Regions from separate parts of the Homo sapiens genome. Here all the other regions are linked to region 1. Evidence: chromatin contacts called from ENCODE Hi-C or POLR2A ChIA-PET data. All regions are on one chromosome and are shown on one strand. The core of a region is the stretch at or near the end of the contact, and the rest is flanking DNA. Distances in the headings are between cores, read along the strand shown.

The links. Hi-C counts contacts between places; a loop is a spot of excess contacts on that map. ChIA-PET counts read pairs that join two places held with the same protein, here RNA polymerase II (POLR2A). Pooled maps may share reads with other maps.
Region 2: a loop to region 1 is called in a pooled map, with 2.5 times the contacts of the local background. The contact joins the promoter of BCAT1-DT here to the enhancer-like site in region 1. A Hi-C loop is called at or near these places in 2 of 50 pooled maps.
Region 3: a pooled map shows a loop between it and region 1 (3-fold over the local background). The contact joins the promoter of BCAT1-AS1 here to the enhancer-like site in region 1. A Hi-C loop is called at or near these places in 1 of 37 single-sample maps with no recorded cell type and 3 of 50 pooled maps. POLR2A ChIA-PET finds 5 or more read pairs at or near these places in 1 of 52 experiments (HCT116).
Region 4: a pooled map shows a loop between it and region 1 (3-fold over the local background). The contact joins two enhancer-like sites. A Hi-C loop is called at or near these places in 1 of 37 single-sample maps with no recorded cell type and 3 of 50 pooled maps. POLR2A ChIA-PET finds 5 or more read pairs at or near these places in 1 of 52 experiments (common myeloid progenitor, CD34-positive).

What each region holds. Positions count from the first base shown.
Region 1 is chr12:22,684,900-22,692,055 of GRCh38, reverse strand. It overlaps ETNK1 (ethanolamine kinase 1), which reads right to left. Exons shown (of 8, transcript NM_018638.5): 8 at 1,391-7,156. The coding sequence ends at 7,102. Among named protein-coding and RNA genes, the nearest start is that of LINC02955, 11 kb to the left of the region's middle. Within about 2 kb of position 4,180, at least 2 of the 41 ENCODE cell types and tissues checked have a DNase peak (open chromatin) inside an H3K27ac peak, as active enhancers do.
Region 2 is chr12:24,946,301-24,953,456 of GRCh38, reverse strand. BCAT1-DT (BCAT1 divergent transcript) reads right to left here and starts at 4,294. Exons shown (of 3, transcript NR_199054.1): 1 at 4,127-4,294. BCAT1 (branched chain amino acid transaminase 1) reads left to right here and starts at 4,356. Exons shown (of 11, transcript NM_005504.7): 1 at 4,356-4,530. The coding sequence starts at 4,525. RefSeq lists enhancers at 1,103-1,172, 1,553-1,622, 3,903-3,992, 4,113-4,462.
Region 3 is chr12:24,816,091-24,823,246 of GRCh38, reverse strand. It overlaps BCAT1-AS1 (BCAT1 antisense RNA 1), which reads right to left and starts at 3,389. Exons shown (of 4, transcript XR_007063245.1): 1 at 3,300-3,389; 2 at 1,308-1,467. BCAT1 (branched chain amino acid transaminase 1) reads left to right here. Exons shown (of 11, transcript NM_005504.7): 11 at 5,198-7,156. The coding sequence ends at 5,239. RefSeq lists enhancers at 608-657, 1,048-1,247.
Region 4 is chr12:24,795,515-24,802,670 of GRCh38, reverse strand. No RefSeq gene overlaps it. Among named protein-coding and RNA genes, the nearest start is that of BCAT1-AS1, 21 kb to the left of the region's middle. Within about 2 kb of position 4,175, at least 3 of the 41 ENCODE cell types and tissues checked have a DNase peak (open chromatin) inside an H3K27ac peak, as active enhancers do.

The DNA.
Region 1 (7,156 bases), core at 2,931-5,430:
TGCTTTCTTGCTCTGCCAGCCAAAAGAACCTAGGATGGATCAGTAATATCTCAGGAGCCAATAAGCACACCAAGTTCTCAGATCTTAGTTTCTAAACACCATTCCTCCTAAATGGAACCTCTAGGTTCTTTGGAGAAATGGCTGATTCCAGGGCTGAGGCAGAAAAGGTACAAGATGAGTCTAGAATGTCTTCTTTTGCCAGGAAGTAAGCGCTCAAAACATGTTGGGAACATAGCAAAAGGAACCAGATTTGAGGGGCTCCCTCAAGACCAATCTCAGACAATTTTAACAATGACATGAATAAATATAGTATTAATAGCAGATTATAATCCACTGAATAAAACAGAAATCTACGAGTCTATACTTAAAATACAAACAGATGATAGATGATTGATAGGTAGGTAGGTAGGTAGGTAGTTAGATGCCAATAAGAGGACAATTCCTTTCAGTAAAATGCTGAGAAAAGGAGAACATAGCAATATTTTTAAAACACCATTTTACAATCATCGTAATAAAGACTGGATTGGGTAAGAATCATCAAGTATTGCTAAATCAGGGGAGGAAAACAGTGGATGTTTGTAGGGGAACAAAATACTCAATCTAAAGCACCTTCCCACAGACTGCCTATTTGTTGCAAGGGGGAAATATACAGTGAAGACACAGAACAATACTTCAACCAAGTGATCAAAATTAACATCAACAAGTTCCTCATCTCACATGTGATACCTTAACAAGAACACATCACTTGTTAAGGTATCATCTGTGAGATGAGGAACTTGTTGATGTTATCCCCAGTTGGGGATACATAACTGCAAGCTAATCATCAGAAAGTCTCAGACAAACCCAAACTGGAAAACATTCTACCAAAAACCACACACACAAACACAAATTAATGACTATTTTTGTTATGGACAACTGATCTTCATGGCAAATAAACATTTCCTGAAGGCAGAGATCATCTATCACACTATCTGATAATTTTAAGAGTTTGTTGTTTAAATGGATAATCCCTGCCTAGACCATAAGATGCTAAGTCTCAGACAGTGTCTTTATTCCTCTATGTTTCCCAACTCTGGTTCCAAAGAATAGTGAAGACACAAAGCATAATAGTTAGAAGAATAATGAATTTTTAAACTAGGTAAACAGAAATGTTTATAAGTTATGTAATATTCCATAGTCTCATCTCAACCAAATTTTTCCAAAAGTAAACATTTTTTCAAAACTTTTTAATGTATATAAAACTAAAAAAACAGAAAACAAAAAACTAGAATTCAAAGAATCACTCCACATATACATTTATACACTAACTTTGGAAAGTCTTGTGTTTGCAGATATTCACAAGGAAAACCTCAAAAATAAGTTGAAGTAACAATAAAATTTATGAATACACTGTAGTTAGAACTCAACTTTATTGTTACAACGAATTTTTATTTACAGAATATAAATCTCTTCAAAAAGATACATTCCTTCATTTAATCAATGGTAAAAAGCCTTATTAACAGAAATAAAGCCTAAACATCACTTATATTTGAACTGAAAGACAAACAGCTTCATTAAAAGTTTATGAACACATAGTGAAAATGTATTTTTACTTAACCAGTTACATGAATGAGGCTGTTTTTAATTTTCTTCACTGCCAACCTCATTTTATCCACAGAACAAATTTTATTTAAATTAACAGTAGTAAAAATGTAAAACTTAAATTTTGAACATGAAAATATGAAACAAGAAAACAGGAAGTATCTTCATTATCAAACAGATTAACAAATTCTCAGACAGATATTTTCTGAGGCATAGCAAAACACCTACATCAAAAGTTGCATTCATTTAAGAGGTATCAATACATTTTCAGTGCTGAGACTATTTGTAGCACTTACATTATATACAAAGCAGCATTATACTACTATGGTTCACATTTGATAAACACGAATTTAAGCTTTATGCCACAATTTCCCAATTCAACATAAAGCTAACGCAATGACAGTTACCCAATTTCATTCTTTTTCTTCTGAAACTGAATAAGGAAATTATCATTTAAGCACATGGAATAATGGCCATGTCTTTTTCCTTTTAATAACAGTATATTTTAAAACTCAAATACTTCATATCATGGAAATTTGACCAAGCTGTACAAAGGCTCCTAAATACAGTACAGTCAAAAAGTTTCCTCTTTGCAGACTCAATTTATAGTCAATTTAGTACAGATAAATATAGGAAACTACTTCAGATTATTGGACAAATAAGAATTTCAGTGTGTCACTACCTATAATTAAGTAGCAGCACACCACAACCACAGCAAGTAAACACTAATCTCCTCTACTGCCTTTTTGGGGTCTTTTCCAGTCACAGGAGCTAATTTACAGGGATACCACTGGGTTTCAACCAATCTCTGAAAGTTCCTTTATTATGAGTTTTGAAATTTAACTAATGCATCACCTACAATTCTGTTGGCTAGTTTTTTTCTTACTCTTCACTAATTAGTTTTAAATACAATATGTAATGTTTTCAAATTTTTATAAACATAGGTGTTGTACTAAAATGATTAATGGCATTTGAAATACAACAAATGGGTAAGATGTTAACCAAAACAATGGGATTAAGAGTATTTTAGAAAGCGATTTTTTGTTAACTAGAAAAGCTACAGGATTCACAATGAATACAGATACAATATTTTTAACCCTGCTCTTTTATTACATCAGTAGTATAGTAAGTGCATAAAGTATAGAAGAGAAAGAAAATTTCAGGAGAGAAACTTACAAAAAACTTGAAGTTTGATGCGTCAAACACAAAATAGTTTAAAACAGTTTACAGTTCTTATAAGCACTATCATAATTTTTTCTACCCAAATAATTCAGGTCTTCATTCCATTTCAAACTGCAATCCAGAAATGAAGATTTTCAGTGTAAAAACTGTTCAGAGAAATCTAATTCATTATGTAATACATCTTATTAATTTCAGTTTTCAAGTATTCAAGTAATGCATACCCAAGTATTTTCTGTTACAGCAACACATTTACAGACTAAGCCTCAAACATGGGGAAAAATTCATTTAAAATAATTGATACACTTTTCTGTCCAACGACATCAAACCCAAGACATGACACTGGAATCACACAAGTGGTATATAAAAGTTAAAAATTTTAAAATAAGGTGGTTCAATATAAATAATGTCTTCTTTTCAAAAAGAACTGAAAACAGGTTATCTTAATACATAACTAAATTCCCAGTAAAAGGACATTCTGGAATCTAATGGACTAAAGAAAAACCAGAGCAAATCAATTTTGAAAGATGAAGCTGCTTTACCACATACTTAAAATGATTTTTCCTCTGTGCATAATAATTACTAGCATTTGTCTTCTGCATAAAGTCGCACAGGTTACTGTCAACAAGTTTCCTAGCATAAAGCATCGCTAACTTTGTCTATCAACTGAATGACTGATTGATTAAAAGCTTAAGTCTGTATCACTTTGGAATGCTTATTAAAAACAATTTAAAGCAGAAAATTGAAATGACAGTATTTTCACTTATATTATGAAGACAGAAATTCGTAAAATGGTACAGAAGGCTTCTGTGTAATGTAAAAAAGAAATATTTGTATAATTTTAAAAGTGGAGGGTTCTAACTTTTAATTGAGAGTGGGGGAAACTTTTTTTCTTTAAATCTGGAAGCTGTAGTAACATATTTATGAAGTTAAATATTTTTAGTTCAGCAAAAATGGAAATAATTGTCATTACAAGATTACTTAAGTCTTTTCTGTCTTTTATGATCCTATCATGATCAACTTTAAATTTAGAGAAGTCATTTGAGATATGCTTAAGTTGAACTAAAGACTTATTATTTGTCTAATTTCTGTATATATGGAAATTAGATTCACATTGGGATATCTAAAATTTCAAGGTTTTTTTGTAGAAAAAAATTAACAACCCTAAAAATAGGAAATTATTAAATTACATTTTTAATTTCCTTTAGCTTGGAATCATGACTCAAAGAACGGAGCTCTATTAATATAACAGTGTATAAATTCACTGCTTCCAGGAATCTAACCTCACAAAACCTAACGGCTAACTAAAAAATAAAGAAAAGTCTTATTAAGCACTGAGAGGCTAAATAAATGAGTACTGACATTAACCAAAGCCGACAAACCCTATTTCCAGTTCCTGTGATCTCACTGTGTAGCCACAACTGTTGGCTATTTTTACTCTAAAACCAACAAGCTGAATCATTTCCTTACAGAAAAATTTCTACAAAAGGGAAGAGAATGCAAAACAATACACAGTCTCATATGCAAGATACAGTTCACACTAATTTACAAATTTTTATTTACATTTTTTATATACATTCCAGGCAGACCTACTTGATGAGTTTTGTGCTCATATTGATCTCAGATGATCGTGTGTACTGTATGATTTACTACCACATCTCTTTGATTTCCAGAAAATGGTGGTAGCATGGGGTTAGGAGGAAAAGAAATCACTGGTCAGGTGAGATCATACAAGTATGAAGGGGAAAAAAGGAAAAAAAATTGCGGAATTTGGCTTGTTAAAGCATCCAGGCCACTATGGTCTATTGACTAACATTGAATATACATGAATGCCACTTCTTACAGCCATTTTCATATTTACAAAATGAGCTTACTACTAGTTGAGTTATTAGGTAAGGCATTCAAGTTCCTTAGCTTAACATAAAAAGGCAACAGACATCTTAGCACACCACAGGACAGATTTTAGAGGGATGATTTCAGAGCACTTTGAGATTTACCCTCCTTTAGAATCCCTTACATGGTCGATATAAAAGGGAAGCAATTCTGAATCCTATTACTAGCCTGCACCATGATCCCAAAAACCTATACAGGAAGTAGGAGCATCACAACAACCAAAATCTAGCCAGAATGGGGAAAATAGATTAGATATCTTATTTTGTTCCCAAGATCCACTGCATAGTCCCAGAGCTAAAGTGAGAGCCTTTATTCCTGGTTACATTCACTTCCCTATGAATCTCTCCAAAAAACCTACAATAGTGTGACAGCTAGTAGCTATGCACAGTCTATCAGCAATGGCTCAGTGAACCTCTATTCAAAATAGTTTGAAGTAAGAATATGGAGTAAGGTAGAAAAATTATCTTCTCTCCTCCCACAGTTCTACAAGATATATACTGTTGCACTTTAGAAGGCAGAAAGCAAAAAAAAAAAAAAAAAAAAAAAAAAAATTAAGAGTATTACACATTCTTTATCTGTTTTATGAAAATGTTCTAACCACAGACAAAAATTCCACCAAAAACAATTTTTCAAGTTCACACTAACATTATAAAAAGCTACTAGTTGTTTAATTGGTTCCATTCACTTAACTAGGCAAAGTTCTATTGATCTTACAGTAATATGGTTTATAAAAACAAAAGTGAACATTTATAACATTGGGGAGGTAGAAACCAAATCTGGTCTAACACTGTTACAGATACAAACATACTTTAAGATTATATTTATGTAACTAGAATTTACCATTTAAAATGGCCTGTGTTTCTATTTACTTTATTAGCTTCAAAAATCTTGAGATAATCCAAGTATTTTAAAGCATTTGTCTGAGAATATTAAGTCATTTGGAATACATTAGACTCCTCAGAAGATTTCTCAGAGGATAAATTTGTAGTTGCATATTTTGAATATGCAGATCCAGTAAGCCAACTTTGTACATGGGCACTTATGTGACCGAAGTGCAAAGCTTGTCAGACTAATTTTCTAAGTAAAGTTAACCATGACTGCTCAACTACACAGAGCAGACTTCAAAACCTGAAGCCTATTTATCTATCTGAAAGATCTAACTTCTTTCCATACAATAATTACCTCCCTCTTACCACCAGACAAAATTAAAAATACAGTTAAACAAAAACAAGAGAAATAAACAAAAGCCCTCCTGCCATGACTATTTATGCTTAATTCACATTTTGTCATTTGTCAGATTTTAAGTGTACAAGATCAATGCCCTAAGTGTTCCTTATTTAATTATATAACTGCCTCAACATATAACGCTGAACTTACATGTATCAAGTAATCATTTGCTATCAGTCTAAAAACATAGAATCAAACTAAAACATGAAACTAAAATGTGAGGAATGAAACATGAAACTGAAATGTAAGGAATGACTCTGGATAGGTAAAAAATAATTAACCTAAACAATATTTTCTTATTTCTACATATGATAAATTTTGTGTATTTGTTTCAAAAATTAGCAATACTAGTGACTATTTAATAATCAAAAACATAAAGCATCTCTAGAAGTAAAAGGAAATTTTTGGTTAGAAACAATTTGATACTATAAAATTTTTAAAACTGAAAATAGTAACGACCATATTTAGCATTTGAAAACATTATTTAATACAGATTTTGGTAACATTAACTAATACTTATTCCAAGATTATATGGTAAATATTTATATTTATACTGCCAGACTACATAGAGAAACAGGGATTTAATTCTAAGTTATATTACCCCAAAAAGAAATACTTTCTAATATTGAATTCAACAAGATGTACCACCAACAGAGACAGTGAATGTATTTCACCTTCCTAAACAGCTATTTTTATATGAAAATCCTAAATTATCTACATCAGTCAATGACTGGCATTTCAAGAGTAAATGATTCATTTTACTTACAATGCATCAAGATAAAAAGGTTACACTGAACAACTAGAATGTTTACTGAAATTAATCTTATTAAAGTAAAACTTAAAAAACTTATTTGGGACATTTTCATTGCTTACACTCAACGAACGTGAAACAGAGAAAAACAGTCACAGAATCGTGCTAAGTTTATAATAAATAATTCACATACAACATAGGTTAAATTATCAAAGAAATTAAACTGACATCTTTATACCTTTTGCAGATTTAACACATTTCTAATCCACCACATACGGATAGCAGTAGGTATATTTCTTGACATCATTCAGTCTATTTCAAAAATAGATTTGATTGTTTAGAGGCATAATTTATAAAGCAAGATAACCAAATTAAACAACAGAATTTTAACTAATATTGGCTTTTTGGGATTTCTTAAGAAAAGATTCACAAGCATTGCTCAGCTACTGGAGAATAATTAAATCTCTTCTTTACTCAGGCACTTTTAATGCAGTAACCTCAGGCTTCATTTTAAAGTACTGGTTA
Region 2 (7,156 bases), core at 3,045-5,544, 2.3 Mb before region 1:
TCCCAAAAAGTACAGTATAAATGATTTTCGAGTATTGAACTTGGTGTGTGTCTGTGTGTGTATGCATGTGTGTGTGCACATGTATGTAATGGGCAATGAATGCAAGTATTATAGGAAATATAAAAACAGTACAATTTTGAAGTATTTTTTACTATGAGAAATAGAGAAAGAGAATGACATTGTTTTCTGAGTGTGTAGAGTAGAATTTTAGAGTAGATTTTCCTCTTTTAAGACAGAGTATCATTGCCTTATGTAAACTCTCCTATTCAAATTCCAGGAACTGTTAATAACTCAAGGCAGAGAATATTTGTGAGTTTCTGCTTTCCTAGAGAAAATTTAGTAAGATACAGGGAAGACATTCTGCAGGTAGTTGGCACATATTTTTCATAATGATGGCAATAAAAGCCTTTGTTAATAACAGTGAGGACAAAATGAAGCTGGACTGTCTGGCGCTCTGGAGTCAACCTCAAAATTAGTGTCTATTAGAAATCTTAGAAATGCTGTCTCTTCTTCAGTAAAAGACACTGCCCATAGATGGGTATATGGTATATATCCAGTTTGGATCCAGTTTTCCTTAAATATCTTTTACTGTGACTTGTTTGAAGTACAGTGCCACTGTCAGAGTAACAACCTTCGTTGATCATGAGCCTCATCATTTGGGAAAAGCATGTGTGTTGTCTGGGAGAGAAGCTTTGGGAGTTTACAGTTGACAATGAGGGAGAACTGTGGGGCCCTTCTATCAACACTAAAGGGAAATGGGAGGAGAGACATAGCTAGATTGTTCTTATATTCTTTTTTTTTCTTTTTTTTTTTTTTTTTTTGGAGATGATGTCTCACTCTGTCACCCAGGCTGGAGTGCAGTGAAGTATGAAGTGATCACAGCTCACTGCAGCCTGGATCTCCTGGGCTCCAGTGATCCTTCCACCTCAGCCTTGGGAGTAGCTTAGACTGCAGGCACATACCACCACAAACAGCTAATTTTTGCATTTTTTGTAAAGACTGGCTTTTGCTATGTTGCCCAGGCTGGTCTTGAACTCCTGCTTTGACGTCCCAAAGTGCTGGGATTATAGGCGTGAACGCCCGGCCCTCATATTCTTCTGTGGATGTTAATTCCCTAACTTTCTCACTTCCCTTCAAGCTCTTTTTTTTTTTTTTTTTTTAAATATATACTACCTTCTCTCTTCCTTTGTTGCTAACATCAAAAGAATCCTTAAGTAGGGGTAACAGCAACAGGGTTGGAGGTGAAACTGTACCTTCAAGCCAAAAACAGCCTGAAGGCTGAAAGACCAGACTGCTGGTCCTGGATGAAATCCATGACGCAGAGTGAGAATTTCTGTTCCTGTTTGCCTGCCCCTCCCCTATTCTGAGCCGATAAAAAGCCCCAGGACTCAGCCTCATGGAGGAGACTTTCCTGCCTTCGGGTAGGGGGACCACCCCCGCTTCCCTCTCTGCTGAAAGCTGTTTCATCCCTCAGTAAAACTCCCCGCCTTGCTCACTCTTCAATTGTCAGCACATCTTCATTTTTCTTGGGCATGGGGCAAGAACTCAGGAACCAATGTGCAAGGCAAACTTGTCTCAGGCGGGCAAATTGCGTGGGGTGCCTCCTGCAGCAGGTAGTATGCCCCGAGCTAGGCCTCCGGCATTGCCGGCTAGAGGTCCTTGACTGGCAAAGGGACTGAGAAAAATCCTGCATTGAGGGAGAGGGGGGCGAGGGGCGGTCGTTGGATCTAGGAGTAATTGCCAGGCTTGCTCTAGAACTTATTAATGCATTTATATCTATGACCCCATCACTCTCTATCCCCTTATTACTCTTTCTCATAAAATTTACCACATGGTACCTGTTTTTTTTTTTTTTTTTTTTTTTTTGAGACTGAGTCTTGCTCTATTGCCCAGGCTGGAATGCAGTGGCATGATCTTGGCTCACAGCAACCTCTCTGCCTCCCAGGTTCAAGCGATTCTTGTGACTCAGCCTTGTGAGTAGCTGGGATTACAGGCACCCCGCAACCACGCCCGGCTAATTTTTAGTAGAGACGGGGTTTCACCATGTTGGCCAGGCTGGTCTCGAACTCCCGACCTCAAGTGATCTGTCTGCCTCAGCCTCCCAAAGTGCTGAGATTACAGGTGTGAGCCACCATGCCGGGCCATAGAGTAACATCTTTATTGAGATATAATTCACATAACATACAATTCACCTATTTAAAGGGTATAATTCAGTGGTTTTTAGTGTGTTCACAGGGTTGTGTAACCATTACCACAATCTAATTTGAGAACATTTTAATCAATTCAAAAAGAAATCCAACGCCCATGAACATTCACTCTGCATTCCACCCTGTCCCCAGATTGAAAACAACTATGTGTTTTCTGTCTCTATGGATTTTCCTGTTCTGCACATTTCAGATAAGTGGAATCATATAATATGTAGTCATTTGTGAGACGCTTCTTTCACTTTGCATAGTTTTCAAGGTTCATCCATGTGACTGCATGTAATCAGTACTTCATTTCTTTTTATTGCAGAATATAATAATATTCCATTGTATGGATGATACCATGTTTTATTTAGCCATTCCTCAGTTGATAAACATTTTGCTACCTGATTTAAAGCTTACTTTCTGTTTCTCACACTAGTATATGAGCTTAATGAGGGTAAGAACATTTTTGTTGTTTCCCACTCAGTCCCTAGCATTTTGCACATTGCCTGTCTCATGTCAGTGTCAGGTTCAAATCTATCTAGCTGTGCTTTCACTGACGGGGGCCAGGAGGTTTCACAAGGACTCAATGGCTGATTAAATGCTTACAGATACAGATTTCTCAGGGCAGAACTTCTGCAAGCATTTTGGCTGTGGTCAGTTACTTTCAGGTTTTCATTACTTTTTGGTTTTCACAGCATCCGCAAGTGCCCATAGCCATTATCTCAGCTGCCTCTCTCTTTACTCTCTTGCCAATGGTGCCAGGCCACAGCAGGTGTTATCTTATCACCTCAGTCCACCATACATATGCTTATCAATTTGAGGGGTCAGCAATTTCACTGGAGGCTGAAACCCTTGTCATAAATGGCTCCATTTTGAGACATTTCAGATTACAAACCACTGTTATATACCAGCCTAGCATGTAGAAATCACTCAGTACATTTATTGAACACATAATTTAACCATTCATTCACCTGACCAACAGTCATTAAGCACTGACACATTTGTTTTCAACACTCCCTCTCTTCCACGGCAGGCCACTTGGTATGGGAGATAAATATGACAAAGGATCTGCCCTTACGAATCTCATAATCCACTGAAGTGACAACTGTGCAAACAAATAATTAAAGTAAAATTAAGAAGCTGGGCACAGTCTCACATCTGTAATCCCAGCAATTTGGGAGGCGGAGGCGAGGGGATTGCTGAGGCCAGGAGTTCAAGACCAGCTTGGCCAATTTAGTGAGACCCCATCTCCATTAAAAAATGATAAAATAAAATAATTGATTTTGAGAAAGGATGTGGACAAAGTGCAGCACATAGACCAAGGGCCCAGTTCTGTTTGAGGGCATTGGAAGCAACTTCCACAGCAAAGACTTGGGTTGAAATTTACAAAAATAGGAGTTTGCCAGCTTGACAGAGAGGCAGCGGAGGTCAACCAGCAGCACACTTAAGCAGTCATGGAGGCTGACCTAGGCGCTGGACATGGAAAAGTAGCAATCCTGGAGCTTTGTATAGATGTGGGGAGGGAACTTACAGGGGACCAACTAGGCTACTGGGCAATTTCACATTATAAAGAATTTTATATGCTCAAATTAAAGGATTAAAAATTTTCCCCCATGTACATAATAAATTGGCAAAAATGGTTATATTTGAGGGTGACTAAGGAACTCTGGGAAAGAGATCGGCAAACCAGGCACATGTTCTTGACTACTGCAAAAGTACATTTAAAGTAGCCGCGGGGGATACATGTATACTTTTGGGCAGGATTGTGCCGTGGTCCTCTCAGCATGCAGCAAAGTTACTTTGGGGACAGTAGGGAGGTGGGCAGGAGCCAGTGATGACGGAATGGCAATCACATTTGACCTCTGATCTGTTTATTTCCTCCTCCTTGACGTCTCCATATAAATGTTACACGGGCATCCCCACACTCGGATACGCACCCACAGTGGCTGATTCGGGGGTAACCGTGTCATTTGCTTGCAACACTGGCACCTCTGCCCTGCACCCCGGGAGTGAGCAGTGAGTGAGGCTCGGGTCTGGGCGCTGGCTCCGAATCTTCGGGCTGGGAGAGACTCCACCATCTGGGGGCGGCCTGGGGGAGCAGCCTTAGTGTCTTCCTGCTGATGCAATCCGCTAGGTCGCGAGTCTCCGCCGCGAGAGGGCCGGTCTGCAATCCAGCCCGCCACGTGTACTCGCCGCCGCCTCGGGCACTGCCCCAGGTCTTGCTGCAGCCGGGACCGCGCTCTGCAGCCGCAGACCCGGTCCACACGGCCAGGGGCTACGACCCTTGGGATCTGCCCTCCGCTCAGCTCGAGCTTCCCTCGTGGCCGACGGAACAATGAAGGTAACTACTTATGGTTTTGTCCGTGTTTTACAAAAATGTGTGCGTGAATCGAACCGGCGATTTCTCCAAGAAACATAGTTGGCAGGGAGGGGAGGAAGGCGAGACAACCATGGCTTATATCCCCCGCAAACGTCTCAGTATCTTCTTTATCAATCGTAGTTTGCGGGGACCGTGCATTCTGTTCAGATTTCGGTTTAACCTCCACTCGCAGGACGTGCCTTCTCGGACTTTTTCACATTCGCTTTTGGGAACGGAGGTGAAAGTCTGCTACAGCTCCCTCCCCTGCTTGTGAAGTTTGGAAAGGAAGTGAGGGCTTCTCTCAGTTTCTCCTATGCACAGGAGGTGGGGAATTTTGGAGAGGAGGTCTGGGGATGTCCCGGGCTGTAAATGCGCTTTCCTGCAGCGTGTGTTCGTGATGCAGGAGGGAGCGGCTGGAAGAGTTGACCCGGGTGGAGAGGGGAGGGAGAACGATCTTTTCACTGTTAAAAGCAGAAGGCCCCTCTTATTTTGTTTCTTGTGGAAATTAAAGCTTCTAGGAGTTACAAATGATAGACGCCTAAGGGCATTCATTTGTTAAACCAGTGAGCACCCTAATGGCTCTGATCTTGCTAATCAAGGATAATTAGCCTAGCTGCCTATTATTTCTGACTATTTAGGTGTAGGGATGTACACCGTTGAGTGTTTTGTTTTCCTAGTTTCACACACTGGAAAACTGCAATCGCATATAAAACCCGAAGAGCAACTTTTTCCAAGGAAAGTGAAGGATGGGCAGATATTCTTGCCATCTAACATTTTGGAATTGAGATGACCATAATGCAATCTGAACTTCTGGTAGGAATAAAGCCTCGTTTCAGAGTTTCTAAGGAGGGAGATGAAGCGTGGTTCTCAACTGCTCTTATCTACAACCCATCCCAGACCATAGTTTCACTTAGAAGAAATAATATGTAAATAGCGCCTTTGTTGCCAAACAAAAACTTTCACTACAATTAAACAGTAACCGAGTGGAAACTATGCGTTTTTGTATTCAACAGAGATCACACAACTTTTCTTCTATAGTTAGAGGTTCTATTTCTGGCTTCCTCATGCTTGTTTCATTTCAGATGAAAAACACACTTTAGTTGATTATAGCTTTAGTAAGTAAAAGGAGAAAACTAAGAATGAACAGTCTTGCTTTTCCAGCTTTTTCCTGTCCATGTGCAGTTGTGGTTAATTACGCGTTTTTGTAGGTCCAAAAACCCCTGTCCCTTCCACAAGATACTTTTATAACATGGGGAACTAGGTAAGATATCTACAAGTAGTCTCTTTTCTGTTTCCTGATATTTCCTAAGATTAAGAAAGAAATGATTGTATTCTAGGTATGATCGAAGAAGTATGGAAGGTTCCATTAAGTTAGTTTTATCACAATATTTCAAACATCTTTCCACTTATCTCTTAAATATGTATTGCTATCACAAGCTTGATTTTTTAAAAAAATGTTATTTGCACATGGCATCTTGATTGCCTTTGTCCTCAGCAAATTCTCCGGGCTTAAGTCATGCATGAGCTTGTATTTTAAGACAGACACATGCAGAATGGGCAACTTGGATAAGAAACATAGGATATACACTGAGTAGCATGTGTACAAAAATGGTAAGTGAGTATTATGACTTAATAAATTTAGATGGGGATTTAAAAATGATACACATGTAAATGGGATTGGAGGCAAGGGAAGTCCGTGTGTGTGTGTGTGTGTGTGTGTGTGTGTGTGTGTGTGTGTGTGGAGGGAAGACGGGAGGCCTAGTGGGGAGAGAGGTTTTACATTCCAGACACAGGATGTGGCCCCTCAGGCTAGGCTCAGAGATGTAAAGCTAGTTAAGCTGGCCTAACAAAAGGGTGGTGGTTAGAAAAAGGAAAAAAAGAGGTGGGGGTTGGGGAGGAAAAGAATTTAATGCTGGCCAATATTTTCATCTGATAAGTTTCAGTAATGAGTAATTTCACTGGATTTCAGAACTACAGAGAGAAAAGGGGAAAAATATTTTTCCTTTTTTACGCAAGAATTTCTCTTGCTTTTCAGCTCATTAGAACCAGATCTAATTATTTGAAATGAGTTTAAAACCTTATTATGAAAGGAAGTTGAAAACATTCGATCACAATTGAGTTTTGTACTATGGACTAAAACCAAGATGTGCTTTCTGTCAGTAGCTGTGCAACTCCCTGAAAAAAGAAAAATAGCGCAGAGCGATCTGAGCTTTGTGAAGGCTACACAATTTATCAGGCCCAGAGAGATAGGAGTGTGAGACTTCAGTCACGTCCCCCCGTACGCATGCGCAGGAGTAATTATTTAAAGACATTTTGTTCCTGACTAACTGCCTCACTCATTATGTTCCTGGAATTTGTGATACAAAAAAACAATGTTTAGCCTATCAATAGTTTATATAGTTTATGTTATTTTAATATAAATTCTTCTCAACTTAGAAACTGCCTCTTTTTTCTTTTAAAAACCCACTTGTAACTGCTGTATATATTCAGGGCAACTTGATTTGGTGTTTCGTTGGTTGCAGTCCTCAAATTTGACCTCAATATACTCTCTACTTATATAAATTTTGTCTCAGTTTTGTCCGTAGGCTGACATTCCAATTGTTTTCCT
Region 3 (7,156 bases), core at 2,140-4,639, 2.1 Mb before region 1:
CAAACAAACAAACAAACAAACAAACAAATTAATCGGGCATGGTGTCACATGTCTGTAGTCCCAGCTACAGGTTGAGGTGGGAAGATGCCTTAAGCCTAGGGAGGTTGAGGCTGCAGTCAGCCATGATAGCACCACTGCACTCCAGCCTGGGCAACAGAGTGAGACCCCATCTGAAAAAAAAAGAAGTCAAAACAAATGAAAAAAAAAAAAAAGTCAAAACAAATATTCAGTGTAAATGTGAGACCATGTAAAAAAGTTTAAAAGTAAAATATATAGTTTAAGCAGAGGATGGGAGACGGGGAAAAAACCTTTTCTCCCTAACTTTATATACTCCCTCTATAAATTAGTGCTTATGGCCAATAAGAAATGAATAATTTCTTTTTTCACCGTTGGTAGTAAAGTATAATGGTAGTTAACACAAAAAACTAAATGATATATTCAGAACCTCATACTAAACAAAGAAACAAAGGCATGCAATCACAGGACAGGTGGAAACAGTGGTTCTGAACTAACCACAAACCAGAACTACCAAATGTGCTACAAATTGTTTAGTAACAAAGGACCATCCCTTCAGAATTGAAGAGCACGTCTCAGTTATCTCATGCCTATGTGCATGGAACTTAAAGTCTCAAAATTACTCTTACAAGATGGCAAATTGAGGCTGTCAGCTAAGCTCCTAGATTGTCTGTTTCTCCAAGAAAAATAAATTTCAGTAATTATTAAGGAAAAAGCATAGAATTGCATCATGTTTTACATTTCATTACTTTTGGCATGACATGGGAGCATGGATGTTTTCTACAAAGTGCTCTGATAAATTGAAGAAGAGGCCAACAACAGCCACCGAAAAAACCTTCAAGATTCTTGCCAGTATGGCTCAGGGGAAAAATTCCCTCATAACCACAGATTTGACTTTTCAACTTCTGTACTTCTGCATATGAGTAATAATCTCTGAGGTTAAGTATTCATCCCATTTAGCTAATTGTCCACATAACTCCCTGGGTCTTAGATTGCTCTATAAATACCTCCTAAGAGAAGAATTTTTCAAATGACAGTTTCGTTTTTCCTTTTTCTTCTTTTAAAGCAACAAAGAAAAGCACGTCTGTGTTTATATTTAACCAAACTTAAACTTGGAGAGCATTGGCCGTGTTGTCGACGTGTTTCTTTTCTCTACTGTTAAATTCCTTACTGTTCCAGTTACTCACCATCATACTCACCTTTGCCTCTGCCACTTGGGGTCCTCTGTTCTGCAGTTGTGTTCTGCTCTCTGATGCCTCCAGGTTTTGCTGCACCTTCTAGAAATTGCTCACCTGGATAAGGCCTTGGCTGTCCTTTATGACTCATCTCGTTCAGAAGCCTTTTGAATCTCTCTTGAAGAATATTCCCTTTGCTCAGTCCAAATACACATTCACTCACTTGAATGCTGCTTCTTCCTCCAGTTTCACAGTGCTGGGGATGATCCCGTAAGGCCTTTAAATTACATTATAATTAGTCATGCACTTCTCTCTGCTCTGGGGCTGTTTGAATCGTTCACTCTCTTTATACCTCCAGTGTTCAGCACAGAGCCTAGGGTATAATGCGTATGCAGTAATGTTTCTTGAAGGAGTGAATGGGCAAGTGAAACACCAAACAAATACTAAAGAGCAAAACATGTATTGCTCTTGTATATTAACACATTCCGAGAAGAGATGGGAGGAAGGTCTTGAATAATATCAAATTATTTCTTAAGAGATCTTGATTTAGATTTTTTTCAAAATGAGATACATGTTGACACTGCTGTCAACAAATAATCACATAAAAGCTAGAGCCTGGCTTTTAAGTATCAGGGGGAGCATGTGTGAATAATCAGCATTGCTGCTGTTGAAGCTCCATAAAGTGGGAAGCAGCGACTGCAAAGATCCAGAGATGGACATCTGAAGCATAGGAAAGGGGCAGCTTGAATGAGATAGGAGCAGGATCTGTATTGATTGCAGGTCACCAGATAGAATTAAAAAAATCTATGTTCTCACTAGTGGCTACAGTTTTCAAGGACAAATGACTATTAGTGGTTATTGTATTTTTCTTGTTTTCAATGGAGCAGCTCCATGACTTAGTTACATAAGAAGTTAAAGGCTCCACCCCCTTCCCTACCAATGTCTTAAGCTGTCCTCCGTGTGCATACAAACTTTGTTTCCAGACTGCCCTCGTGTGACTCAGTCCCTGGACCAGCTTCCCAGCCCCTTCTGTTTCCAGCACATCCTCCTCCACGTGTTACAGGATTACAAAGCTTTGCACAGCCTTTCAATAGGGTTTAGAGCAAGAATGACAGATTGCTACCTGGTAGGCAGCACTGACTATAGTTTTATTGGCGTTGCGTAGAGTGACTGCATGACATGCAGGTTGTGCTTTTGTTTTGCCAGGAATTTAAAGGCATTTAGCAAAGCCGTATGAAATTATCTGCCTTATGTACCTCGAATGTGAGGTAATGAACTTGTCATTAGTCGTGTTTTAGTTTAGTGTTCTCGCTGGAATTTGCAAAAGATTAAAATTCTGCACATTTCATTAAGTCTTCCACATGGGCTCAAAATACCATCCCGCAGGCTCGACCTGACTTGCCACGTTGCTTTGACACCATCTCTGATTCCAGTGAACAAAACTAAGTAAGTGTGACTTACAGCCGCCCTACCAAACATTGAAGGTGTGAGCCTGCACTGTTGTTTTGTAATGACAATGACAAGAGTATAATGACAAGAGTATAATGACATCCTAGTCCATGAAGACATGTTTTCTCTTTTCCCTCCCTCTATGTATACTTACTTACTCTTAAGGAAATAATATAATTTCTATTTCTGCTTAAATCTGCCATCTCTACTTAGAATTATTTTCCCTTGAAAAATTAAATTGCATTATCCATCAGCCAAATGGAAAATCTGATTACTAAATGCCTACTTCTAGACATTATGAATTACCTGTAATATCACATTTCTTGGGCACTTCTCAGAATGCTATGATTTTACATAAAAGCATAAATTACAGAATGAGAAGAGTAAAGCTTAGTGCATATTATGCAGGTTCGCAGAGTGATATGTGGCCTACGACTGTCATTGTAATCAAAATTGATTTTTGATCATTTATAAAACTAAAACAACTAATTGAAAGCAAATTTACTTTAACTGATGAAATTCAAGATGAAGTGACAGTAGTCATGAATCACAGTTCTGTAGATCTGCTAAAATGCCAATGAACTGTTATTAATGGTGAAAGTGTTTAATATATTAATGGGAATCCAAGTAAGGAAAATAAAACACATATTTTGCCCTTACCTTAAGTCATGTTGACATCATACATAAATCAGGTAGAATTTGAAGATGTTTCATCCAGCATTCATCATGAAGCAACAGAGTCAATAGCGGGCAGTTACAGTCTGTAGGCAATGCTTTCTGGTGTGGATTATGCAAGAAACTTACAGTCATTTGGCTTCCTTTATTCCCCTTTGCATGTAAACTACCAGGTGGTAGGTAGACCCATTCTTGGCTGCCAGTATTTTTACCACTTGGATAGATTCTGCTCTCTGAGGTCTTTAAGACAAACACAGCACATGTACATTGTGATATAGGAGAAAGAACATCAGACAGAGGCAGAGAACTGGGCTTGTCAAAATTAAGGGTGACCTAGAGCCTTAGTGTCCTTATATGTAAGATGAGAAGCTTGGATTAAAATTCATTGCTCCTTACACTTGATTTTTATGCAGCAGAACTTTCTTCAAAAGAGATCACTCCTGGAATCCCAATATACAAAATGGATAAAAGTAGGATTGTTCTGAAGTAAAGAAGTAAAATCCAGAGCCCCACTTATTTGAGTCATCTCCTACCTTTTAGATGGTTATTAACATTGTTTCTAGTTCAGAAATTCTGATGTTTTATATTAATTTAAACTAAAGTTAAATTAGGACTAGAAGAGCCATTTCGTGTGAAAATAGACATAGTCTGAGTGATTTAGGCAAACCCATAGTGACAGATTTAGTGGCCTGATACACTGGCTTGGAAAGATCTGTTCCAAGTCAGTCTCAATACACAAGGCTCGGTGAACACATGGCGAGCAGTCTTGGTGGTGGTCAAGAACATGGAATTTGCTGTGAGAGAGAGCTTGGTTAGGGTCTGGGCTCTTCCATCTGTTAACTGCAAACTTGAGCAAGTTATTCAATCTCCCTAATATTCAGTTTTCTCATTCATAAAATGGATTGATAATGGTACCTTCTATGTACAGTTACTGTGGGTATTAAATGAGGTAATAAGCCTGTAAAACTCCTGGCATGATGACATTGGCCTACATTAATTGCTCACAGAGTGAGAACTTATTATAAACACAGGCATTTTTGTTGAATGACTGACTGATTGAATGAATGAATATAGAACTAGCTTTCTATTTGTGATGTATGGAATATCTCTATTTCATTTAATTTCATTTTGAATATTAAAATTCAGGCTTGCTTTTAAACCAAAGTATTTGCTGATGCAAAGAATGAAATTCTGACTATGATACAGTTACATAACTTTTGAAGAAATAAGAAAAATGCTAACACAGCATGAACAACTTTGATTTAGAGAACAGAGTCTCTGTTAAAATCCATGGGACTTGTCAACTTCATATTTTTGTTTATGAGCATAAAACACTCTTTAGTGCATGTCGGAATCATTTGATGCTTGCTGAATCACAGGTTGCTGGAACCCATCCCCAGATTCTGATTCAGTCTGAGATGAGGTCTGGGAATTTGCATTTTTAACTTGTTGTCTGGTGATGCTGATGCTAGTGGTCTGAGAATACACTTTGAGGATCACTTTTTCACAGTAAAAGTCACAGTCATTAAGCAAGTTAACTCAATGAGAAATGATAATGAAAAGGCATGTACCTAAATAGATAAAGGACCTATACCAGCTATGAATTTGAGTTCAGCAATAATTGTAAAATTTGTAATTCTTTTCAGGTATTTGGTTTTTAAAAAACTCCCTATGTATGCTTTTATCTTATGTTTTATATGGTGTCCCTCTTTTCCTCTCTTTCTCTCTAATCCAGTTTTTAATGTGAACATGTTTAATGTGAAAATGTTGTTCAAAGCAGAAGCGAACCTTTTGTGTAACCTTGGCGGTATTAAGTTTGTTTGTAAGCTATTTCTGCCCTGTTAGCTTCTGTACTGAAACACGTTTTCTTGCTTTTGTTGCAGTATGGAAGAGAAGAGAGCGACTGGACAATTGTGCTATCCTGAATGGAAAATAGAGGATACAATGGAAAATAGAGGATACCAACTGTATGCTACTGGGACAGACTGTTGCATTTGAATTGTGATAGATTTCTTTGGCTACCTGTGCATAATGTAGTTTGTAGTATCAATGTGTTACAAGAGTGATTGTTTCTTCATGCCAGAGAAAATGAATTGCAATCATCAAATGGTGTTTCATAACTTGGTAGTAGTAACTTACCTTACCTTACCTAGAAAAACATTAATGTAAGCCATATAACATGGGATTTTCCTCAATGATTTTAGTGCCTCCTTTTGTACTTCACTCAGATACTAAATAGTAGTTTATTCTTTAATATAAGTTACATTCTGCTCCTCAAACAAATGCAATTTTTTGTGTGTGTTTGAAAGCTAATTTGAGAAAATTTCATAGGTTACATTTCCTGCAGCCTATCTTTATCCACAGAAAGTGTTTTCTTTTTTTTAAATCAAGACTTTTAAAACTGGATTTCCTCCCATCACTGTTTTTTGAAGGTCCTCCAAGTCCGTGTTAAGGTAAATATCTGTTTTCTTCCTGATGTCACAGCCTGAGCATACTCTGTGCATTAGGAAGACCTGAGTGCATTTCCCACCATTGTCCTTTCCACATTATGTTGTAGCTGGCTGGCTGTCAGGCGACTACAAGACTGAGGGTCTTGTGCCTTATAGATCTTTGTATCCCCCATGGCTGACATATAGTAGGTACTCAGTAAATGGTTTTATAATGAATCAGTGAACATTTTGCTTCTATAGAAGTGTACCTTCTTTGTTTCTATATTATGAAACCTCTTTATTAGAATTTGTGATTGATTCTGACAGTGTATAGATTTACCTTATATTGTCTTTATTTTCCATGAGCTACTAAGTCATTAGAGATACTCTGAAGCATAGTTAGTTTAGGAAATCACTTCATATTGATTGTATTAGAATTATCTTGGAATTGAAGATATATCCCTAGAGCAGGGGACCCCAACCCCCAGGCCATGGGCCACACAGCAGGAAGAGGTGAGTGGTGGGCCATTGAGGAGCTTCATCTGTATTTATGGCTACTTCCCATCACTCGAATTACCACCTGAACTCCACCTCTTGTCAGCTCAGTGGCAGCATTAGATTCTCATAGGAGCACAAATCCTATTGTGAACTCTGCATGCAAGGGATCTAGGCTATGCGCTCCTTATGAGAATCTAATGCTTGATGACCTGAGGTGTAACAGTTTCATCCTGAAACCACCCTTCACCCTGCAGTCTGTGGAAAAATTGTCTTCCACAAAACTGGTCCCTGGTGCCAAAAATGTTGGGGACCACTGCTCTAGAGAGAGGTCATGATATCATACCAACCAAATGGAAATGACAAATGTTTTATGTCAAGTGTTAATTGCAGAAATAAATCTTTTTTTTTTTTTTTTGGTAGAAAACAAAGAGGCATACTCTGATTTTTATACTCTGTTTTTGCAGGTGCTCTTTTCTTTGAATGGAGATTTGATGAGCAAGTGGTTAGGATGCAGGGAGAGCTACTATGGGTGATATTTTCCTTGTTTAGGAGCTGTGAGTTAAAATTGTATCCTTTGTGGTTTATCTAAGGAAAGTCAAATCTTGACAGAAAACATTTTTCCTTGGAAGGTCAACTCTCAGACATTGTATTTTGGTTTCCCTCAGTCCTCATAACTTCCTTCTTGCTGAACATATTTTATTCTCTTTTCAGAGAAGGAAAATAAAAAGGATTCTAAAAGTTTGATGCATTGGAAAAATTTCCTTGAGGCATTTAGCAACACATAGAAAATGGGCTTTGATTCTTTTCCAAAACTTTTAGCCATAGGGTCTTTTATAGACAGGGATAGTAAAATGAAAATTGAGAAATATAAGATGAAAAGGAATGATAAAAATATCTTTTAGGGGGCTTTTAATT
Region 4 (7,156 bases), core at 2,926-5,425, 2.1 Mb before region 1:
AAAAATATTTTCAGACCAGACTTTGAGGCTCATGCCTATAATCCCAGCACTTTGAAACTTGAGGCCAGGAGTTTGAGACTAGACTGGGTAACATGATGAGACACTGTCTCTACAAAAAATAAAAAACATTAGCTATGCAGGGTGGCACATGCCTGTGATCCCAGCTATTTGGGAGGCTGAGGTGGGAGGATCATTCAAGCACAGGAGTGCAAGGCTGCAGTGAGCTATGATTGTGCCACTATGCTCCAGCCTGGGTGATAGAGCAAGACCCTGTTTCTAAAAAAAAAAAAAAAAAAAAAAAAAAAAAAAAAAAAAAAAAAAAATTATATTTTATCTATAGACAGGCTTGAAGAAAATCTGATTTCCATACAATAAAATATTATTTTGTTGTCAATAATTTTGCTTCTCTAGGTGAAATTGCAAGGTTTCCGCTCTGTGTCACGTTTTTTCTTATCAAACTTTGTACCTATCTGCAGCGTCTCAGACTCTGGGCTTTTCTCACCCTTCAGTCTGTGGACCTGGACAATGGGCCTTGGTAACATCCTAGTCAGTAGAGAGGTCACAGTCCTTTTAATTGGTACTGCTGTGATACTTCTGGGTATGACGCTCATTCTGCTCTTTTGCTTTACTCCTCCAGTGATTTCTTCAGTGTCCTTTTCTTTTCAGCCATGATGGTTGTCTCTATGACCTCTCATTAGCTTGTTTAAGATACTTTCTCCAGGCCAGGCATGGTGGCTCCTGCCACTCACTTTGGGAGGCCTAGGCAGCTGGATCACGAAGTCAGGAGATCGAGACCATCCTGGCCAACGTGGTGAAACCCCGTTTCTACTAAAAATATAAAAATTAGCTGGGTTTGGTGGCATGTGCCTGTAGTCCCAGCTACCCAGGAGGCTGAGGCAGGAGAATCGCTTGGACCTGGGAGGCAGAGGTTGCAGTGAGCCAAGATTGCACCACTGTACTCCAGCCTGGGCGACAGAGTGAGACTCCGTCTCAAAAAAAAAAAAAAAGTTTCTCCAATTTACCAATAAATATTTTGAAGTCCACTTCTTTTTTTTAAAACTTTTTTTTTTAGTAGGGTATCGTTCTATTGTTCAGGTTGGAGTGCAATGTTGTATCATGGCTCACTGCAGCCTTAACCTCCCAGGCTCAAGTGATCCTCCCTCCTCAGCCTCCCAAGTGGCTGGGACTAAAGGAGTGTGCCACCATGCCTGGATAATTTTTTTAAGGTTTTTTGTAGAGACAGTGTCTCACTATATTATCCAGGCTACTTGAGGTCTATTTCTAGTTCCCAGGTGTTCCCTTAGTCACAAAAGTAAAATTCGGTGTTACTAGTGACTAAATGAAAAGGAAATTCAAGGCAGTTGTATTATAATGCTGAGCATCAGACTGGAGTCAGGAGTTGAGACTCTTCCCTTCTCTGTTCCTGCCAACTTTACTCACTGGCTGCATAGCTTTGACCGATTGACTGCTGTAAAAAGAAAGGTTTCAAGTAGTGACCTCTGAAGTCCCTTCCAATTCTAAGCTTTCTCAACTCTAGAAATCTATCATTAATGGACTCAGATGGTCTTCTCCATCCCTCTCTTCCCTCATGATTCCCAGTTCTAAGAGGTGGCTTGCTTAACAATTACTCTTAGGAAAGAGTTATTAGCAAAGTTAAGAAGTGAGTAATCTACTTCTTAAAAAGAAACTATTAGGAAATATATACAAAATCTAAAACACTGTAAAGATCAATACCTTCATCATCCAGGCAGACCCACCTAACAAGTTTAATAATGTTACCATTAAAGTTTAATCCTCTGGGTATCCTCTCATCTATTGCAATCCCCCCTCTACTCTTGGCAGATAACCTCTCTCCAGGATAGTTATTTAATCTTTAATGTAAATTTAAGTCATAGTGTTACCCCTGCAAGGACTATTGTACTCAAGCCTCATCTCTAATAAGAAAATAAATAGGTTTTATATAACTTTAGTAGAATTTTTGGCAGATGGAGAAGACGTGGGGAGCAGAGAGTCCTTCCCAGTGGTAATAGCTGGCTGTGAGAATCATAATATACTTACATTCCATCCCATGTATCTCAACCAAGTGCATTTCCCCTGTTGCTGATGCTTTATTTACATTTGTAGGGCTCTAACAACAGGCTTTAATTCGGACTTTTGTTTCCAATTTTGTATCTGCTTAATCTTGTTCATCAGCTTTTTCACTAGAAACTGAATTTGGCAGGATATTGGAACAATAATGACATATAAGGCAGAGAGAACTACTCTAATTTCCATTAGTTTGATAATGAATTTGTTCAATTTAGAACAAATATTAGTCATCATGTCAACCTGAGCTGCCATTCACCTGTAACAAAATGTGGAGTTGCTGTGCTGCACTTCTGCCCACAATGTTTCCAATGTCCTCTCTTGCCTTTCCTTGCTAACCACTTACCAGCCATACTGGCCAACTTCCAGCTTCTCAAATATACTCAGATCCACCTCCTCCAAATCCATTTGCATATTCTATTCCTTCTGCTTGGAATGATCCCAACCTGATTTTTAGGACACTAGTCATTTCTCCTACTCCATTTCCTCAAAGAGCTCTTCTTGCTTCTTGGCCACCTTGGCTAGAGTGGCTCCTCACCTACATCATTCTCATCTTAGCACTCTCTTAGTTTTCATCATGGCACATAGTACAATTGCAATTGTTTTATTGATTTGCTTGTTTACCCTCTCCTCCATTAAAATATAAGCACTATGCAGACAGACACCCTTTCTGTTTTATTTATCAATTGCCTACCATAGTCTTTAGCAATAGGAGATGTTTAGTGAATATGTTTTTCAAAAAAAAAAAAGGAAGGAAAAAAAGAAAGAAAAAGGGAAGCAAGCTAGCTTTCTTTTTTAAAAAAATTTATATTTATTTAGAGATGGGGTTTGGCCATGTTGCCCAGGCTGGTCTTGAACTCCTGAGCTCAAGTGATCCACCAGCCTTGGTTTCCCAAAATGCTGACATTACAGGCATAAGCCACCACCATGCCAACCTAGCTTTCTTTAGGTATTAATCCTTTGCCTTTTTTTTTTTTTTTTGCTTATCCATAAAAAATGTCTACTGACTATGGTTCCAAGCGTTTTTTCCCCAATGATTTCTATTGCCTGGTAAATTGAAATTTTCTTCATGAGGTAATTGGTTTGAAAGAGAATCTTGGAATTTTTCAAGTCTTTAGAAGAGACTTCTAGCTCCTGTAGTAGTAGTCAACTCTCTTTGGAGGGTTATTGTAGATTAAAAAACACACATATACCTTTTTACCTTGAGATAATTAGATTCACACGCATTGTAAGAAATAATTCATAAGGATTCTATGTATCCTTCCCTCAGTTTCCCCCAGTGGTACTATCTTGCATTACTATAGCACCTCACAACCAGGAAAATTATTGTCTTTAATAAAGTGAGGGTTTTTTTTTTTTCAGTTCTAATTCTTTATCACTCTCCACCTCTTTCACTAAAGGGCTTGAGGTCACTTATAAAAAGGACAAATATAATGCATAAAATTAATGTAATTAATTTTAAAATTAATTATAAAGGAGAAATCAAGGTGAAAAAGTAAAAAAATATGTTAACACTTGGGGCTAATTCAAAGTTTATAACTTGGTTCTCTGCAAAGTCAATGGATTATAATTAATTTAGATGTGGAAATACACCGACTCTTCAGAGGGAGAGAGACAAAGACTTTCTTGCTTTCTAAAAGAATAAAAAGTTTTAATAAGAGACAACAAAGTATGTTTCTTAAAAAAATACTTTCCTCGAGTTGCAGTGAATGTGACAAGTAGAGAACCACAACGCTACATATCTACCTTCAACATGACATGAGACTTTATTATAGATCTTCCAGGCCCTATGAAACACTCAATGCTAAATTATCAAACTTCACTAAATGACATTATATTATTAAACTACTATCACAGGAAGCAGGCAATTATTGAGTCATTTACAAATATTCTCATTCTCCTCCTTCTGGGCCCTTGTTAAGTTTGTGATTTCCTGGCCCCTTGAAGATAGGCTTGGCCAGTGACTTGCTCTGACCAATAAAATATAAGCAGGGGTGACATGTGCCACTTCTAAGTGGAAGCATTTGATTGCTGGTGCTCAACTGCAAACTTCCTTTTCCCTACTTCAGTGGTCACAGAATCACAAGTTTCATGAAACATCTGTCATCTTGGGTCTGTGAGTGACTAAATTAGGCAGAGATCCCTGCTGATCTATGTTAGACATGTTGCATAAATAAGAAAAAAAACCTGGCTGGAATCATTGAAGTTTGAGGGTTGTTCATATTACAAATGTTAAAATGGCCTATCTTGATTGGTATTGAAAAAAAATCCCTTAAAATGTATTTATTTGACTATTCTATCAAATCAGGCTCTGATTCTTTGGGCTAGATATTGTCCATTTCTTCCCCTTACTGAGTAGGGAAAAGACTGGTCCCAGTATCTATAAATGGATCTCTCTGCCAATTTAGTCATAAGTAGGATTTACTCTTTGTGCTAAAAAGTAATCCACCCATGACAATCCACATGCAAATGACTCTAGTAACACATTGAAACTTTGGGAACATGACTAGCCCAATAACAACTCATTAACTAGTTAAAGGAGAATAGCAGATTATTAAAACCCAAACCTAGAGGGTCAAGTTACAAAGTGATTGAGACTCCGTGAAATGGAAGGTTGGCTGCGTTTGTTTTTGATACTCCTGAGACCTGCCATTGATGTGGCCTGCATCTAGCACTTCATCCTTAAAGCACTGTGTTATCTTTGGTGATGAAAGGAAGGGAGAAAAGGTACTCATAGGCAGCATTTTTAATTATCTGTTAATTGGATGAAATGGCAAATAAAGTGCCTAAAGGCCATATGCATATTCATAGATTGTCTTCAAAGGGTACCATTACTAAAGCCAATGAAAAAGATTATGAGTTAATATTGGATTGCGATTTAGGGCAGAGCAGGGCGAGACATATTCAGATATCTTTCTCCAAATAGTTACTAAGATTAATTTGTCTCCCTGGTTTTATATGAGGATGGCGGTGCTACAATTTGCCTGGAAGTAGAGCATGTTTGTCAAAGTAGCAAGTCCCACAGCGGGTAGTTGTTGGCAATTTTCCTGATTGCTCTGGGTGTACGATACTCTTAGGCACAGGATGAATATTTTACCCAAAATAAAAGTTTAGATAATATTTTTCATGATATTCATGTCTAATATGATTTCCATCAGAAACAATTATTTCTGCTTGTGGTAGAAAGCAAATACAATATTCTCTTTGTGAATTTCCATGGGAACATGAAAATAATTTTTTTTTAAGCAGTAGCAATTTTTTTATTTTGACAGAGCTTCCAAGAAAAGTATGGAAAAGAGATTTTGGGATACCATGTTGAAATTCTTTCTCTGCTTTGCAGAATATTTCGACATTTAAGATTTAATGTTCAAGTGACAATGCAGTAAGCATAAGTTCCAATTCCACAGGGCCCAGAATGGATGAGAATTACACACACTTTCCTCTGTCTGTCCTGGTTCTGCCCCGCTGCTGAGGTCACTGCAGGGGAAGATATGGAAGGAGAAAAAGCCACACACATCCCCAGGGCACCCTCTAAGTGCCTGAGTTTTTTTGTCACTATTTTCCTGCCACTTCAGATAACGCAAGGCAGCTGGCAAAATACAAATGCTCAGTGACCAAAGTTTGGAGATTTCCAAGATGAAAATATTTTCACGTTGTTAGTTTCATCTTTGTTAGTTGGGTCTATCTGAACGAGCTATTGACTTAAAAAAACTTTTTTTTAAAATTAATAGACTTTCTTTTTTAGAGCTGTTTTACATTTATAGAAAAATTGAGCAGAAGGTACAGAGCGTCTCTATTTATTCTCCTCTCACACCAACCTTCTTGCCAGATTCCTTTATTATTAATGTATCACAATGGCATAGTACATTTGTTACCATTGATAAACTAATATTGATACATGATTATTAACTAAAGTCCACTAGTGACTTAGTTTACATGAGGGTTCGCTTTTTTATTTTTGTGACGGAGTCTTGCTCTGTCGCCCAGGCTGGAGTGCAGTGGCGCGATCTTGGCTCACTGCAAGCTCCGCTTCCTGGGTTCACGCCATTCTCCTGCCTCAGCCTCCCGAGTAGCTGGGACTACAGGCGCCCGCCAGCAAGCCCAGCTAATTTTTTGTATTTTTAGTAGAGATGGGGTTTCACGTGTTAACCAGGAGAGGGTTCACTTTTTTTGCTGTATGGTTGTATGGGTTTTGAGAAATGCATAATGTCCTATCTCCATCATTACAGTATCATGCAGAATAATTTCACCACACTAAAAATACCCTATAAAAGACATTGAATTTTATAGCTATTTTAGAATTGTGTTACCAGTCTCATTCCCCTGAGGATACAGTCTAGCTCCACAAGGCTGTGTCATGTACCATCAGGTGCTCTGAAATAATGAGCAATGTGTGGCATGGTGGTGGCAGTTCCAGGAATTGGCTCTGCAGCAGGAATGCTCTGCCACCCCGAAGTCATTTAGCCTCTCTCATCTGTAAAATAAAGACAGGAGTATTACTTAATACATGAGATATTAAATGAGATACTACATAAAAGGGACTTAAAACAATGCCAGGCAGAGAGCAGATACTCAATACAGTTTAGCTGTAATTGTTATTAGCTGTAATTGTTATTACTCAAAATGAATATATAGATATAGAACTAAACACACATACACGCACACACAAGTGAAAGTGAAACTAGAAAAATCTGAATATGATGGGTCGGTTGTAGCAATCATCAACGTACTGCTTGTGATAGCATGCAAAAATGTTAACACTGGGGAAACTAAGTACATGTAGGATCTCTGTATTATTTTTTTATTTTTATTTTTTCAGAGATAGGATCTCACTCTGTTGCCTAGGCTGGAGAGCAGTAGTGCAATCATAGCCCACTGCAGCCTTGAACTCCTGGGTTTAAGTGATCCTGCTGTCTCAACCTCCCAAGTAGCTGGGACTACAGGCATGCGCCACCACACCCTCCTCACTTTTAAATTTTTATTTTCGTAGAGACAAGGTCTAACTATGTTGTCCAGGCTTCTCTGTATTATTTCTTCCAATTGCATGTGAATCTATATTATCTCAATAAAC